2 separate regions of the Homo sapiens genome follow, and region 2 is linked to region 1. Evidence: chromatin contacts called from ENCODE Hi-C data. All regions are on one chromosome and are shown on one strand. Each heading gives the region's core, a stretch centred on a gene start or an enhancer-like site at or near the end of the contact. The rest is flanking DNA. Distances are from core to core; before and after follow the strand shown.

Region 1 (2,986 bases), core at 114-2,613:
CATTTACTTACAGGTAGAAAAATTAAGGCTGAGAAGTTAAGCCACTTAACAGAAGTCATACAATTAGCTAGTAAGTGCCAGGGCCCCAAATGAATTCTTCCTTTGGTTCCAAATTCCATGTTATTTTGCTACCCTGACACTGTTTCTTTGTGCCTTCGTTTTTCTAGATGTAAAATGGTAGATTTTCCGTGTCCCAGGATGCTGTTCTCAACCCTCTCGTTTTTAACCAATGTCAGCTTTTTTCACAGTCAGCAGAACACCACAATGACACTTCATGTACTTTCCCCCCTCCTGATTTAATAAACTAAGGGGGAAGAAAAGTTACCTATTCGCAGAAAGCTGGACAGTGCCATAAACATAAAGGCGTACCAGAGTCGGCCGACACACTGTTGCACTCTTTTATGAGACTGAGAAATAAAGCGTCTCATCTTTCTCTTGCCAGCAGTAGCTGGGGTAGAACATAGAACTACACAATAGCCTCTTGTTTAGTTTTATTAATTTTGAGGGCGGGTGGGACAAAGGGATCAGACTGGCGACTCCAGGGCCCAATCGCAAGCGTATACTAGGCCAGGCTGGGCCAACCGGTAGCTGCAAAAGAATGGTGGGCGGGACTTACGCTTCAGGGACGCGCTCCGCCCAGGCCGGCGCTCCCAGCCCGCCCAGGGGCGGAGCCTCCGCGGAGCGCCGCCCGCGACCCCTCCTCCCTCGCCCCTCAGCTTCTGCGGCCCGCCAACGGGAGGGGGGCAAGCGCCCGGGGCGGGGGAGCGGAGGAAGAAAGGAGGGTGTCTCGCAGAGCTGTGACCTGGGTGGGGGCCTGCTGGTAATAGGAAGCAAGAGGGGAAGGAAAACGAAGGAGCGCTTCTCCTTCCTGCATTATTTTAAGCAGGCTTTGGTGGAAGCTGCTTTTCAGCATTTCTATTATTTGTTTTTCTTCCTCCCGCAGTGGGGCGGGGAGCTGCACTGGCTCTCCCACGCGTCTATGCCGCGCTGTTGCCGCAGATTATTATTGTAGTCTTTTGCAAAACCCTTTCCTTCTTCCCAGCCAGTCCCCGCGCAGACTCTCACGGCTACGGCAACCGAGTCGTGCCCCTCTAGTGGGAAGGCGAGAGCGAGGGTCCCTTGCTTTCGCCCGAGCTCCCGGACCCCGCGGTTCAATTGTTTGAAACTTCCACGCCCCCCGGCCCCGCCTCTCTTCCGCGCTCCCCTCACTCCTCACTTCCAGGGTCCAGGCAGGCTCCCGCCCTTCTTTCCCCGCCCTCTACTCCGCCTTCCTCCCTCGTCCACCCCTCCCGCCGCCCTGCTCCGGGGCGGTCCTAGCCGCTCACCGCAAGAAGAAAAGCCACCCGTTCGTCCCCCTCCCCTACCTCCCATCCTTTGCCCAGGAGCTGCCTTGGCAGTCACGCCCCTTCCTTCCGAGGAGCTTTCTGGCTGCCTAAACTGGTAGACCCCCTGAATTACTCCTCCATCTCCGCTCTCTTTCGCCTCCTCTTCTCTTAGTTCTCTCCGCCTCCCCCTCAACTACCACCACCTCCAGTCAGTCTCGCCTCCGGCTATCCGCTGCTCCACCCTCTGGCCCGGTATCCTGCCTGTCCGCTGCCACCAAGGAGAGCCCGGACGGAGCAGCGAGGAGGGGAGCAGCCGGGAGTTGGGGCTTCCCCCCTGCCCATCCCTGGCCGCTGGCCCGGGACCGAAGCCACTTGAGCGAGCAGAGAGTCGTCACCTTGTCTTCTTTGCCTTCAGGGGTAGGAGACGCGTGGTTACTTTTCGCGGGGAACTGGGGCAGGAATCCATGGTGGCATGAACTTGGTCGTGCCCTCGGCGTGAGTGAATCGATCTAGGCGCGTGTGGGAATGCCCGTGTGTTCTACTTTCTTTGCAGCTCGCCATGAGTTTTTTTGGATGTGCAGCAAGTTAAATCGGTTAGAGTGTGCGCTGCTTTCCCGTCCTACTTCGGTGAGGAGATGCTAGTGGGTACCACTACTAGATGGTACTTTTACTTCTTTACCTCCTGGGGTTCTTGTGGGTCTCTAGGTAATTAATCACATTGAGGAGCTAAAGACCCGAGGGAAGCTGAAATCTACATTTAGCCCAGCATGCATGTCAGTGCTTATCTCAGATAACTAGATAGGTTTCTGCTAAGTGCTTAGGCTTGGGGTGGGGACTCACACTCCCTGAGGCGGGAGCAGGAGGGGTAGGACCGTGAATTCTTGAAGTTTTAAAGTCTGTGTAATCTAAAACAAGGCTACTCTTTGAGATGTGTGGTGGTGGTGGTAGTGCTTGTGGTGGTAGTGATAGTGGTGGTGAGGAGGGAGTTGCCCCTATCTGCTTTAGAAGATCCAAAGATGTTAGTAAATAGTTTTGGGGGATCTTGAGGGTGTCTTGAGGGTCCAAGCCTGGGCCACTGCACATTGGTGCTTCAACAGTAAGATGGGCTTCATGGGTTTGTGAAAATGAAGAGAAAGAAAAGGGGGAGGGAAAATAACAGTCTTTAATAGACTGTGAGCAGTTCCTGGTAGATTGCCACTAATAATAATATAATAATTTGCATAAAGGGACTAAGTAGAATTAAATGAGCAAGGAAAGAGAAAGTTGGTGAGAAACAGCATTTTCAATCTCTAGTGTATGTTTTAGAACGAACTTTTCAACAACCTGGGATGTTTAGTGCATGAAGTTCTCCTCCCTCCCCGCCATGAAGAGTGGACGTTGGGAGGCAGTTTAAAACTTTTATGAATATAACCCTCTTCTCCCATTCAGAGAAGAAGATAATTAGTCACCATAATCTTCAATGATGAAGGGCTAAGGATATTTAAGTCTCCTTGAGCTAGGCTTTGTGAAAAGTTCTTTCTCAGGCCAGCCTTTGTGAAGCCTTCTCAGTTAGACCTTTCAGCACCCTCATTTAGTAGCTAAGAATAGTTTGAAATGCCATTTTGGATGTGGTATACATTTTCATCCATCTCCCACCTATCTTCAATTGGACAAGTGCGTCA
Region 2 (2,827 bases), core at 98-2,597, 3.3 Mb after region 1:
ACCTGGTATTTAATAAAGAGTAGTAGTCTATAAAGAGTAGTAGAGTCTATAACACTCACCCGTCTTCTTTTATCCATTGTCTCATAGTAAATATTGACAAACTCCTCAGCAGCTCTACATGCCTGATCTACATAAGTTTTAAAATCCTACAAGAAAAATTCCAGAAGTATAGATTACCAACCTTTTCAACCCCTCACAAACACAAAACCACTGACAGAAGCTGATGATTTATTTCAACCACTATGTAGCTCTATATACAGTCCACATTCTTTCATATAAATTCAGACATTTTAAAGGCCGGACTCTGAAGTTTGCAATTTTAAAATTTTTCACTAATTTTAAGTGCATGTCTTTAGGACATAATCTTCTCAATGAATCTGAGTCTTTTTCAGTCTCCACATATAAATTTATAATCTTTTCTTGGCAACTAAGCACTTTAGACTTTCAATATTTTACAAACATTCACGGCAATGAAAATGACACCACCTGAACCTTAGAAAAGGAGAGAGAGCGGCAAAAACTGCCACTGAATAAGCTAGGAAATTGTTTTCTGTTTTCAAGTGAGGTGTTAGAGCCAAACTCCAAAGTTGATGAATGGGAAACACACACACACACACACACACACACACACGAAAGTAGTTCAACTACTTGAAAAACCGGCAGCTCCACTTAGGAAACTTTCCCACATTGCGTAAATATTCACTGCTGTTTGCCTAAGAACTGTGACACCGAAGAAAGCAACGCTGTTGGCGTTCGTGCCGGAGAATTAAGGAATACCTTCCTTCTCATTCATGTACGGGGCCCAGTCTATTACTAAATTAAGAACAATGAATCGCCAGTTTCTTTGTCAGGTGACTGAAAGTGATTTTTAGAGAGGAAGATAATCGAGAGAAAGAAACTGCAAGCCATAAACAACAAACCCCAACATCCCCGCCTCTCGCTATTTCCCAGCTCAGGGTCCTTTCCGGGATCAGAAAGCGACTGCTAACCAGGCTGGGGGTGGGGCCGGCAGGGCGGGCAGCAAAGCGTGGGCCCCGCCCCGCAGTGCAGAGAGCCGGGACGTGATTCGTCACCTATCCACGTGAGCAGCAGCCAGACCGCCCCGGAATCCCTCCTCTCAGCCACTGGAGTCCGGCGCCCAGCCGTCCTGCCACGGCCCAGGCACTCACCAGAGACGTGGCCATCTGGGACCTTGTAGCAGTGTGTTCTGGCAGTGTCGGCGTCACTACCTCCTCACGTGTCCGGTCCGCAGGGCTGCGGAATGATCAATACTTATGAAGAGAGCGAAACCCGCCAAACGCACAAAATTTTCCACCCTCCCATTCTCTCCCGGAAGTAGCTCGGTCCGTCGTTAAAAGCACACCGATGTTCCAACCTTAAGTTCCACTTCCCTTCAGTTCCTGAAGATCCCTCCCATCCACCTTATCTACTTGTTTGATACTTAGTTTAAAATTTAAAAGCCACTTTGCTTTTGTAAACATGATACTCAACAGGAAAGTCCCCTACTTTTCTAACGACAAGCCTGGGGACAAGCAAAAATGAAAGTGTTCAATTACAGGGACTTTTTTGCCCCAGGAGGCGGAGCCAAAGCCCTCTGAAGACCAATTAGAAATGCGAGGAGACCTACTATTCCGTAGCCTATAGGATAAGTGGGCAGAGCTTGGGGAAAGGCGTGCGTGACTAGTGAACAATTTAGCATTCTGGAACGTTCTGGAAGGATCATCCTCACTGAATTACTACGTTTTGGCAGTATGCCTAAAATTACTATTTCATTTTAACCCAGCCACATTGAACAGGAAAAGTTCATCTGGTTTCTCCATTCTGGCATTTTAAAATGTCTCACGGACACCAACAAAAATTAAGTTTACAGTGCTATTCACCATCTTTTAAGGGCTATTTATTCTGCAAGGTATTCTAACAATAACTAAAATGTCGAGTGCTGACTATATGTAAGGTGCTTTTCTAATCAGTTTTACATATATTCACTTATTATAACAATGCTGAGGTAATTGCTATTATTTTATCATCTTCATTTTACAGCTAAGACTGTAAAATCTGCCTACGGTCACAAACTAGTTGAGATTCAAACTCAAGCAATATAACTGTCATGGCAATGTGGCTTTGCTCCCCAACACCCCTTAAAAACCTCTCATCCCAAAGCCGCCAATGACTTCTGATTTAAATGGCAAATTAATTAGATGTCGTAGTTTTACCTTGAGTGGCTGGTGTGTGGCCCCTCATAATAGTTACTTCTTCTTTGGTATCCTTCTCTGTCTCCCTGAGACCAGTGGCTTCTGTATTTTCTCATACTTTTAATCTTTCTCTTTATCTGGCTCTTTTCTCTTCAAGGTAGGACTAACGGAAGCTTCTTCTCAGCCAGCCAGCTTCCGTTTTCCGTTAACCTCTGACTGGCGTCACTTCCGGTGCATCCCCCCTTTTAAAGCCTCCCTTCTTCAGGGTGATCTAAATTGCTACTCGTATGCTAATGAATCTCAACAACCTATCCCAAGCCCCCACCCCTTATCTGAGCTCCAATTACACATAATAATTTTGCTAAACATGAACGTGACTGCACTATAGGCTTCTCAAACTTGTACGTCCAAAATTTAAACTCATTATTTCCTCCGCACTTCCAAACTTTTATATTCTCCCAGTCACCTATCTTGAATTCTCGGAATCTTTATTTTTTTGGTTCCGCTCTCCTCCTCATCATAATTCATTCAATAAATATTTATCAAGTATTCACTATGTGCCAAAGATTGTGCAAGGCTCTGTATATAGAGTGGTGAATAAAATAGGCATGTTTCGAATCCTTGTGAGGCTCAAA

The links. A loop is a pair of places that touch in the nucleus more often than their neighbours do. Pooled maps may share reads with other maps.
Region 2: a loop to region 1 is called in a map of CD8-positive, alpha-beta T cell, with 16 times the contacts of the local background. The contact joins the promoter of NXT2 here to the promoter of AMOT in region 1. A Hi-C loop is called at or near these places in 3 of 168 maps with a recorded cell type or tissue (CD4-positive, alpha-beta memory T cell, CD8-positive, alpha-beta T cell and naive thymus-derived CD4-positive, alpha-beta T cell) and 11 of 50 pooled maps.

Annotation. Positions count from the first base shown.
Region 1 is chrX:112,839,208-112,842,193 of GRCh38, reverse strand. AMOT (angiomotin) reads left to right here and starts at 1,363. Exons shown (of 14, transcript NM_001113490.2): 1 at 1,363-1,742. LOC107985651 (a long non-coding RNA gene) reads right to left here and starts at 468. Exons shown (of 3, transcript XR_001755993.2): 1 at 326-468. RefSeq lists a silencer at 518-857.
Region 2 is chrX:109,535,364-109,538,190 of GRCh38, reverse strand. NXT2 (nuclear transport factor 2 like export factor 2) reads right to left here and starts at 1,347. Exons shown (of 4, transcript NM_001242617.2): 1 at 1,170-1,347; 2 at 60-146. The coding sequence starts at 1,184. RefSeq lists enhancers at 817-876, 1,167-1,366 and a silencer at 987-1,036.